Regions from separate parts of the Homo sapiens genome. Here region 2 is linked to region 1. A link is a loop called in an ENCODE intact Hi-C map of the cell type or tissue named here. Cell type or tissue: K562. All regions are shown on one strand. Links, peaks and the distances in the headings refer to the core of each region. The heading gives the core; the rest is flanking DNA.

The links. Peaks named below come from ENCODE experiments on the same cell type or tissue, not always from the same donor. Only the 100,000 strongest peaks of a DNase experiment are listed, where the experiment ranks them.
Region 2: it touches region 1 in a loop (3-fold over the local background); 1 of 110 quality-filtered maps calls a loop at or near these places.

What each region holds. Positions count from the first base shown.
Region 1 is chrX:139,965,404-139,970,860 of GRCh38, forward strand. CXorf66 (chromosome X open reading frame 66) reads right to left here and starts at 118. Exons shown (of 3, transcript NM_001013403.3): 1 at 6-118. The coding sequence starts at 93. In K562, for the core only: CTCF peaks have their summits at 904 and 2,131 (motif pointing left); a DNase peak (open chromatin) is centred at 2,098.
Region 2 is chrX:139,582,604-139,588,060 of GRCh38, forward strand. MCF2 (MCF.2 cell line derived transforming sequence) reads right to left here. Exons shown (of 29, transcript NM_001171876.2): 26 at 5,113-5,185; 27 at 3,775-3,884; 28 at 2,463-2,575. Among named protein-coding and RNA genes, the nearest start is that of F9, 55 kb to the left of the region's middle. In K562, for the core only: no CTCF peak of the experiment used is centred there; no DNase peak of the experiment used is centred there.

The sequences.
Region 1 (5,457 bases), core at 220-5,219:
CCTACCTGTAGTAGAAGATCCATTGGTTTGGTTTGTAGTCATGCAATTATTTTTCCAAATGGACAAAAGTAGGACACAAATAACAAGATTCATGTCCGCAACTTGGTTCAAATGATTTGTCTACTAAGGTAACTACTGAATTTATACAGTTCAGAGTGTTCTAGGCATTTATGACATCATTACCATTGTGTGTCATACTCTGACAACATAATCTCACCATAGGGAAGCATAAGCTTCTGTATACAAATTTTACCAAATGACTTTTTTTTTTTTTTTTTTTTTTGAGACGGAGTTTGGCTCAGGCTGGAGTGCAATGGCATCATCTTGGCTCTCTGCAACCTCCACCTCCCGGGTTCAAGGCACGGTGGCTCACAGCTGTAATCCCAGCACTTTCGGAGGCGGAGGTGGGCGGATCACTTGAGGTCAGGAGTTCAAGACCAGCCTGGCCAACACGGTAAAACCCTGTCTCTATTAAAATGCAAAAATAGCTGGGCATGGTGGTGGGCACCTGTAATCCCAGCCACTTGGGAGGCTGAGGCAGGAGAATCACTTAAACCTGGGAGGTGGAGGTTGCAGTGAGCCGAGATTGCGCCACTGCACTCCAGCCTGGGCGACAGAGCAAGACTCTGTCTCAAAAAAAATAAAATAAAGAGTAAAAAAGAAATGAAAGAACATGTCCTATAAAGGTGACAGTGTTTGAAATTATGCATTTGGGGCCATTGGAATATAATAAAATTAAACATTAATTGGAAAACCCCCAGCCTGGCCAATATTGTGAAACCCCCTCTCTACCATAAAAAAAAAAATACAAAAATTAGCCGGGCGTAGTGGCAGGCACCTGTAATCCCAGCTACTCAGGAGGCTAACACAAGACAATCACTTGAACCCAGGAGGCAGAGGTTGCAGTGAGCCTAGATGGCGCCACTGCACTGCAGCCTGGGTGACAGAGCAAGACTCCATCTTAAAAAAAATAAAAAACCAAAAAAAAAAAAATACAACTCAGTTTTACCCTGAAGGTCTAAATAATCCTGCTCATACTTTTTAACTGTATAAAAATCAGAAAATGTTATTCTATTGCTTTTGAATAAGCTGCTTTTGAAAATTTGAATAGGGCTTATAAAGTGAAAGAATGTATCTGTCACCTTTTTTAAAAAAAGAAATCAGGTTTTTTTTTTTCCCTAGTGTTGGATACATGGTAGACAAATATCTTAAAGCCAGTATTTCAGAAACAGCTTCCAAATTAATTTGAACATTAACTTCATATTCATAATGGTTACAAAAACACTTTACTTTCTTTGGCTTTAACATAGATTTATATGATTTTTATTTCATTTGCAAGTTTACATGACTAGCATGTTAGTAATAATAGATTTCACTCAGAAATTCTAGGTATTATTTTGATAAAAATTGTATATAATAAGTACACTATAAAACCCCATTTCTTGCTTCATATTTGTTGTTGTTATTGTTTTGATTGTTGCCAGGACTAGAGTAAAACCCAGTGAGATATTTGCCTGTAGCACAAAATTTAAGGGGTGTTGCAAAATTCAGTAATCAAATAAGATTTTAACGTGATATTTAAAAACCAAAATTAATGCCAAAAATCTATGACCAACAAAATATTGAACATTTAAATAAAGACAGGATCTGATTCTGCATTTGCATGAGCCTGTCCCACTCCCCTCACCCTAATCCCAGCTCTGTATCTTGAGCCTGCAGGGCCATATTTATTCTTTTCCACTTTAAAAAGCAGAGGGGAAGGGTCCAAGGACTTAGCCAGGTACTTAACAGGGCTGTGTCCCCAAGACCCCTAAAAATCTCACTAGGTCATTTTCCCCAGAGAGCTGCTCCTGGGCCCTTGTGTAATGATTCTTGGTGAAGAATGGCTGCTCCTGGTTTCTCTCTCCTTGGTTCTCCAGAGATTAACCTGTACCACTTTTCTGATTTCCGCCATTATATTTGATTGTCTTGCTTCCAATGTCTGGCTGGCGTCATATCTATAGGAATCAGTAGTAGGAAAAGCTCCTAAGCTCTTCCCAGCACCCACATGGCAAGTTTGAACCTTTGCCCTCATCCGGGTGAGAGGAACCTTTCTGGGGTTGCCACCTTGGGGATTTCTACTGCCCTCCTCTGGACCTCAATTGACAGTGCAATTCCGCCTTGGGCCTTCAACTTTTTCCCCTTATTTGATTTTTTTTAATTAAAAAAATATATGCACCTTATAAAAATTTTAAATCACACAGAGGTATTTCAGACTTCCTTTATCCCTTGAGATCTTCTGACCCCTTTAAAATTGCTTTAAATATTCCTTACTCACAGCTTGTGAAGATGCCTGAAATCTTCATCTCTATTTTTAATTGCACTTTAAAATTGCATTAGGAATATATTAATATTAACCCATTCTCATTATGAAAAATACACAAGACAGACATATACAGAATAAAACGTTATAGACTCTTTTCCTTCCCCACTCCACTCTATCCCCATTCTGGAGACAATGACACAAAAATTTGATGTGCATCTCTCAGATCTCTTTCTACATATTTACATACATATCTATGTACATGATGCACACCCATACTACATATAAATGGGAACATTCTATAAATATTCCTTTTCAGGATTTAAAAAAATCACACAACTATTCATATGCTGATATTCATAGCAGTATTATTCGCAATAGCCAAAAGGTGGAAACAACCTAAATGTCCATCAACAGATAAATGGGTAAACAAAATGCGGTATATGCATACAACGGAACAATATTTAGCCTTAAAAAGGAAGGGAATTCCAATATATAATACAACATGAATGAACCCTGAAAACATTATGCTAAGAAATAAGCCACATATTATATGATTCCACTTATATGGGGTACTTAGAGTGGTCAAATTCATAGAGACAGAAAGTAGAATGGTGGTTACCAGGGGCTGGGTAGAGTGGGGAACGGGGAATTATTGTTTAATGGGGACAGAGGTACAGTTTGGGATGGTGGAAAACTTCTGGATATGGATGTGATGATGACTGTACAGCAATGTGAATCTGCTTGATGTCACTGAAGTGTACACTCAGAAATGGTTAAAATAGTAAATTTTATGTTATATTAATTTTCTGCAATAAAAATATTTAAAAAAAATACACAACTAATGCTTAAACCATTTCCTTGTAAAAAAAAAAAAAAAAAAAAGTCACATGTGGCTGGGCACGGTGGCTCACGCCTGTAATCCCAGCACTTTGGGAGGCCAAGGAGAGTGGATCACCTGAGGTCAGGAGTTTGAGACCAGCCTGGCCAGCATGGTGAAACCCCGTCTCTACTAAAAATACAAAGATTAGCCAGGTGTGGTGGCAGGCACCTGTAGTCCCAGCTACTCGGGAGGCTGAGGCAGGAGAATCGCTTGAACCCAGGAGGCGGAGGTTGCAGTGAGCCGAGATCGCGCTATTGCACTCCAGCCTGGGCAACAAAAGCAAAACTCCATCTCAAAAAAAATAAAATAGAATAAAATAAAATAAAATAAGTGGTCAAGAAATGTTATTATTATTGGGTATAGTACCCACTTTTAGAGAGTTGATAAAGTAGGCCAGCAGATAATACCTATGTTGTTAATATCAGGAGTCAGGGACTGAAGGGAATTTGAGAATGGGGGCCAGAAAGAGAAGCAGAAGAGTCCCCAAATGGAAAGTGAGTGGTTGCCAATCAACTCTAGTGTTTAACTTTATGAAACAAAAAGTAGAAGAGATATAAGAACAAATAGATAGAAGCAAAGTTATACTACACAACTTTCAGCTCAAGATAAATCAAGTGGACACAAAATTATTAAGGAGGTAGAATATGTAAATAACATAAAATATAATCAATAGGGTTGATCATATATACATATATATGGAACTTTACAGTCCTTCCTTCTCTTTTTCACAGACATAATGAATTGTTTTATCTTCTTGGGGGCAGGAAATCTATCATTTTGGAAAACCACTTCTTTCCACCTCAACCAAATGGTCTTGATAAGAACTAACAATTATAGTATCCCTCTCTCCTGGCCACAAGGGTGAGCATGTGGCTCAGGCTAGACCAGTAATCGGTTCCCATCTCTAACCATAGTGATTGGTTTATAGTTGGGCATGTGACTCAGGACAGGCTAATCAGAAGTTTTCCCCAAAGATTTTTCAAACAATCTGGGCTGAGAAATTCCCTTACCACCAGCGCAGTAAACCTGGAAAAGATGTCCAAAGGTACCTGTGACACAGCCCCTGATGGCAGGAGTAAGCTAATTAGAAAGGATGAAAGTGGCTGGGTGTGGTGGCTCATGCCTGTAATCCCAGCACTTTGGGAGGCTGAGGCGGGCATATCTCTTGAGTTCAGGAGTCCGAGACTAGCCTGGCCAAAATGGTGAAACCCCGTCTCTACTAAAAATACAAAAATTAGCTGGGCATGGTAGCACACACCTATAATCCCAGCTACTTGGGAGGCTGAGGTTGGAGAATTGTTTGAACCCAGGAGGCAGAGGTTGCAGTGAGCCGAGATCACGCCACTGCACTCCAGCCTAGGCCACAGAGTGAGACTCTGTCTCAAAATAAATAAACAAAGAATAAAAGTGACATAAAGAGAAACATAAAGATGAAAGATGGAGAGTCTTCCAAGGAGAGTTACAATTCCTGTTTTCCTACAGCCATCTGCATTGCTGCCCTTCTAGTGGTTTGATTATATGTATTAATATAGTCCTTTTTTTGATTCACTGGTTGGAACTGGCTTTGTGTCATTTTCAACCAGAAGGGCTCTAACGAATACAAATTGATGTGATGTGTGTATATAAACAACAGGATAATAGCACGGAGGTCCCTGAGCCATTAATTCAGATTGATGGGTCAAAGCCAGACCCAGCATACTTGTTCTCGGGACAGCAGCCCCCAGCCACACCTCTGTAGCACAGGGGATGCTGCTGAGGTAGAATGAATCTGACACCTACGTTCACTGGAATTTTAAATGTTCCCCTGCCAGCAGTTACCAATACATCTCCTCTTTGCAGGCATGGACATTTCTGGTGAGAAGACTGTTAACAGCTTCCCCTCTTATATCTCTGTGCATAGCCAGTAAGACTTCCCTGCCAGTGCAAAGGCATGTGTATTCTTACTTGCATACGTTCACAACATGTGTACACATGCGTGCCCTCCAGGGTCTTCACACATGCACATATATGCATGAGCTCTCAGGTAGAACATGTAGGAAGCATCTGTAGTACTAGAAATTATGTTTCGTTTATTTTTAAATCTCATATGCCATATGTCTGTTAATGTGCTCTAGTTATTACCACATAAAGAATGAATAGCTGGTTTGATCTCAATTGTCGTCCAGCCTCAATTTGTTCAGTGACTGACATTAATGAAATCGTAATAGGTTGCTTTCTAGAAGGTTTTAACCATCCTCTAAGGGAGATTTTGACATTCTAGTATCCATTTCAC
Region 2 (5,457 bases), core at 307-5,306, 380 kb before region 1:
GGTGTATGGAATACATTGTGTTGCTCTTTTATATGTTTTCCTTAGTAGCACATCTCAGAGAATTATTGGACAAAGAGAGAGAAACTAATAGGTTTTTCTATATTCCCATCCTCTGTGATTAAAGCATTCTTCAATTTTGCATATTTACTTTATCTTCTGATACCATAGCTAGAAAAAAAAATGCCTACTTAAAACTGAGTTCTTTACAATGCCTTCATAGATCATCTACAGCAAACGGTTAAACACAAACTGGCTTCCTCTGACTTTTTGCTCGCATTTAACAACTACTACTATCCATTCCATCCCCAGCTAACATTAATTAAAGAAATTAAACTTCTTTTTATTATTAGTCTAAGCCTGAGATTCCCAAAGTGTGGGAGACAGACTGTTGTGGGTTCCTGAGACCCTTTCAAGGGGTCTGCAAGGTCAACCTACATTAAGACACTATTTGCCTTTTTCACTCTCATCCTCTCACAAGTACACAGTGGAGTTTTCTAGAGGATACTAGGTGTATGGTAGCACAACAAATTGAATGCAAAAGTGGATATGAGAATTCACCTTTTACTGAGCCAGAAGTTAAAGTGATTTACAAAAGTATTTCTTTTGTAAGTATTTAAGTATTTAAATCAGTCTTCTCACTGATTTTTATTTTGAAAAATGTAACTTTTTAAACAAAAATCTTATTGATATAAACTTACAATGGGTTTATTAATATTTTTAAACAATTATTACATTCAAAATTTTGTATTTCTTAGTTTTATCACATGGTAAATATCAATAGATGTAACCTATATACCATGGAATACTCTGCAGCCATAAAAAGAAATGCAATCATGTCCTTTGCAGCAAGGTGGATGCAGCTGGAAACCGTTATCCTAAGCAAATTAACGCAGGAACAGAAAACCAAATACCACGTGTTCTCACTTATAAGTGGGGGCTAAGCATTGGGTACACGTGGACACAAAGATGGGCACAATGAACACTGGGGACTACTAGAGGGAGGAAAGAGGGTTGGCAGAAGGGCTGAAAAACTACATGTTGGGTACTATGCTCACTACCTGGGTGACAGGACCATTCATACTCCAAATCTCAGCATCACGCAGTATTCCCATGTAACAAAACCTTACACATGTACCTCCTGAATCTAAAATAAAAGTTGAAAGTATTTTTTAAAAGATATAACCTACATAAACAAGAGTTCTTTGGGGTTTTCAATTTTCAAGGATGTAAAGGCTTCTTTCATTAAAAAGTTTGGGAACTGCAGGTATAGACAATTAACTCTGGACAAATATCTTACCAGATCTAAGTCTCAGTTTCCTCCTCTGTAAATTGAAGGTAATAAAGCCCGCTCTTTTTCATACTAATACTGTGAATATTAATTGAGAAATCATTTGGGAAACGGTAAACTATCACACAAATATGTATTATGGTCATCATAGTATTAGGAGAAACAATATCTACTTTTTTAAAGACTGCATTTCAGAGTCAATGCTGTACAGCTTTGTGATTATCCATGCCATTATCCTTTTTTTTTTTTTTTTTTTTTTTTGAGACAGAGTTTCGCTCTTGTTGCCCAGGCTGGAGTGCAAGGGCACTATCTCAGCTCACTGCAACCTGCACCTCCTGGGTTCAAGCGATTCTCCTGCCTCAGCCTCCTGAATAGCTGGGATTACAGGCATGCGCCACCACAACCGCCTAATTTTGTATTTTTAGTAGAGACGAGGTTTACCCTCTTATACTAACAGTAGAACTGCCAAATGTAATTGATTCCTCTGAAGGGCACCAAGGAGCACTCTACCTCCAAGCATCACTCCTACCTTCCAAGCTGGTGACTTTAGAAAAGTAGGGATTTACTCCCAAACAGTCCTACCTCCTCTTTAATAGCCCACTGGTATCCTACCAACTTGCAAACTATTCCTTCTATAAACACTTTAACCTTAAAGCAACCTCCTTTAATTTTACAGGGTGCTCCCTTGCTCTAATATGCTGAGATTTTATATCATTAGTGTATTTTTGAGAACACACTAAAATATATCCCCCAGATGTTATTAAATCGTTTTTAATGTATAATGCTTATTTCCTTTATTTTCTAATCTGGAATCCAAACTGGTTTTTAAAGTGTATTTGAAGCCCCTTTGTTCTCTGATTTTATTTCACATGCCTGGATGGAAAACACAGTGGTGAAGCTCTACTAAAGATAAAACTGGGATTTTAGAGATTTGGAAAGATTGACTATCTATTTCATCAACATCAGCAGAAGCTCTATGTATAGGTCAAACAGGTTCTACTTAAAGACAGAAGTGCTTCCTGATGTTCATAATAAGATTTATTTCAACTATTTTAGCAATGGCTTACTCCTAATGGCCTCAAGGATGCTGACAAAAGATTGCCCCTATGTGCTCCACCTATATTTCATCAGTAAAACTGCCTCAATAATTTTAATTTACTATATTATTACTAACCATGAGGGGCCTATTTTCTTCTTCATTTTCATCATAAGTAGGGTAGAAATAGTTGCTTGACCATTCCGCAGGTTCTTCAGAGATTTCTGCAGATTGTGATGCCTCAGTCCAAACTATAAGAAAAGTGTGGAATGTGGCAGTTACTTCATGGTGCTAATTTACCACAAGGTGAGAAGTAAAACTAGCTGTAATCCTTTAAAAAGTTGAATTTAAAAAAATGGATTAACCAATCTAATGTAAGCAGCAAATTAACAGATCTCATCCTGGCCACATTAAACTATTCATGCAACCTGGGAAAAGTCATTGTCATCTTTTTCTAACTTGGTTTCCTCACCTGTCAAATGAAGGCATTAGTACTATGCTCTCTCCTTACTTCTTTGGGGGCCACAGCATAGATGACCTGAGGGAAGTGACCTTTAATTGGATAAATGGAAACTCTACAAGGCTATCATTACCTTTTTCTCCTCAACCAGTAGAGAACTCTTCCATATTAAGGATCATCATATTAAAGTGTTGAGTATCAGGCACTCTGTTAGGCATTTCTCCAAAGAAGTCTATGCTGTTGATCCTAGAGTTGTTTAGGTGATCCTCATGTATGCTTCTACAGCACTTCGTACTTCCCTGCTGTAACACTCGCCAAATTTACTTTTAATTGCTTGTTTAACTATCTTTCTATTCTCCTAGCTTCATGAGGATGGCAGCTGAGTGTATCCTAGTTAGACTATATGCCTAGCACTTTGCATAACTCCTGGAATGCAGATCATGCTATGTCAATATTTGTTGAATTAAATAAAGTATTTAAAATCACTTCAAATAAAACCATTCACAGAGGAAGAATAAATATTTCGGCTGTTAATGACTCTTCTCTATTCATTAAACCAACGGTAAGTGAAATGCGCATTCCTTGAAGCCAGTATATATGTTTTATTCATCACTATATCCTTTATAGCAGGGGTTCCCAAACTTGACCATGCATCAAAATCACAGAGAGAGCCTGTTAAAACTCAAGTGGCTGGGCCTTGTTCCCAGAGTTTCTGATCCAGAAGGTCTGAATAGAGCAAGAGAATTTGTCTTCTGTAAAAGTTTCCAGGTGATGTTGATTCTAGTGGTCCAGGGACCACACTTTGACAACCAATACTCTCTAGTGCCCATCAGAGTGTCCTGCATATGCAAGACATGAGAGCCTTATAAAAATGGGTTAACTGTATTTTGTTTATACAAAAATACCAAGTGGGTAGATTTCCAAATTAATAATACGAGGTAAAAATTTGCACACCCATGAGTCTCGTCTTAAGATGACCATGACACATACCTGTATTTGCTTCTGCCTGAACTGACGCAATTGCCTCACAGACCTCCACCACAGTGCTGGTGTGTTCCAATTCAGTTTCCTCAGTACTTATAAAAGCTCCCTGTTGCTTTCTGAAATAGTGATGTATAAAACTAAGTGAGCTTTTGTACAGTTTACAAGTAAAAAGAAATTTAAAGTGGTATTTCTTCCATTGATACCAAGTGTTAAGAACATGCTGAGAATCCATCCAAACAGCCAATACTCCCTATTTAAATCTGTGTGGCAATAGGTTATAATATACAAAAGCTTAAATCTCAGATCCAAGCCAGCAGGTTCTCTATTATGTAAGGAGAAAAACTACTCCCTTCTAGACCCAAAGTAAGGGTATTGTATACAATCCCCGTTGCTCTGTGGACTTATAACATTAATGAATTAGGTAAGTTGTTGTATATAAATGAAGATGAAACCTTCAACTGATTCATATTGTTGAGTATGTACCAGCTACTATTAAGTCAATTACTGCATAAAACCTAAAGATGTTACTCCTATAATGTACGATAAAAGATGGAGCTTTTTGAACTCTGAAAGATAAAGACTTTATCTGCAACTTTTAAATGGTTCTCCTAAATCTCCACGTGAACCACCATATGTTTCATCTGATTTTAGCTACCTCAGAAAGATGACATGCAGCGAAGGAAAAAACAGTATTTCTAATAAGTCATTCAATGATCACCACAGCAAGCAGATGCTGTGTGGTGAATCTCTGTGCCAGGCCTTCAGAATCAATGAGAGAATTCTTTCTGTATATATGCAAATGTTCAGCGAGAACTCCACCTTTTGGAATTTCTAGAGGCTTCCTTAATGACTCCTGGTTGTGTCCAGGCTCAGTTCCCTCCCAGGATCCATACCTTCTCTCTATGTAGAGAGAGGCCAAATCACCAGCAAGAGGTCCCCATCAAGGGACTGTAAAACTGTGAGCCAGTCCTTCATTTGCTCTATTCCCATATTCTTACAACCCTCTTTTTCCAGTCAGATCAAAGGTGACCAAAAATACTTTGAAAAAAAAAGCTTATGAGCACAGCCTCCTTTCCTGTCAGCCTACATGTAATTCTTCCAATGATATATTAAAAATAAAGCATTTTCAATCATGTTTAGAAATCAACCCAAGGGATAACTATTAAGAACTATCAGCCTCCAGTATAAGGCTGGACCTCAGAAAATGATGTTTATGGAATTTGATGAGTTATTGCTAAATTGGTGGATGGTTCTTGTCAGAGATACTTTAATTACATTGCTTCATGTTACATACAGAAAACAAAAGATTGCAGGAGTGGTATTTCTTAAAGAATAATCACTTACTCATCATTCTGCTGAAGAGAAATCTGAAACTTATCCCGTTCTGTTAATTGATCCTGTTGCTTTCTTTTTTTAACTGAGAAATAAAACAAAGCATATTATCATTCAGAAGTCACACTTCTTACTTCCTTGAAGGCCAATGACTTTCTCTCTCTCACACACACACACACACACACACACGCATCCTTGCCATTAGACTTAAGCTTCACAGACTTGAAATAATCAGAGGGAAGGCCAGTCTCAAGTTTGAATTTGGAAAGGTCTGGACCATATAATATTTTATTCAAGAAGTTCAAGTTTAGAAGTAGAACTGGCTCCCATTCCATCATTATAGAGCAATGATTACTC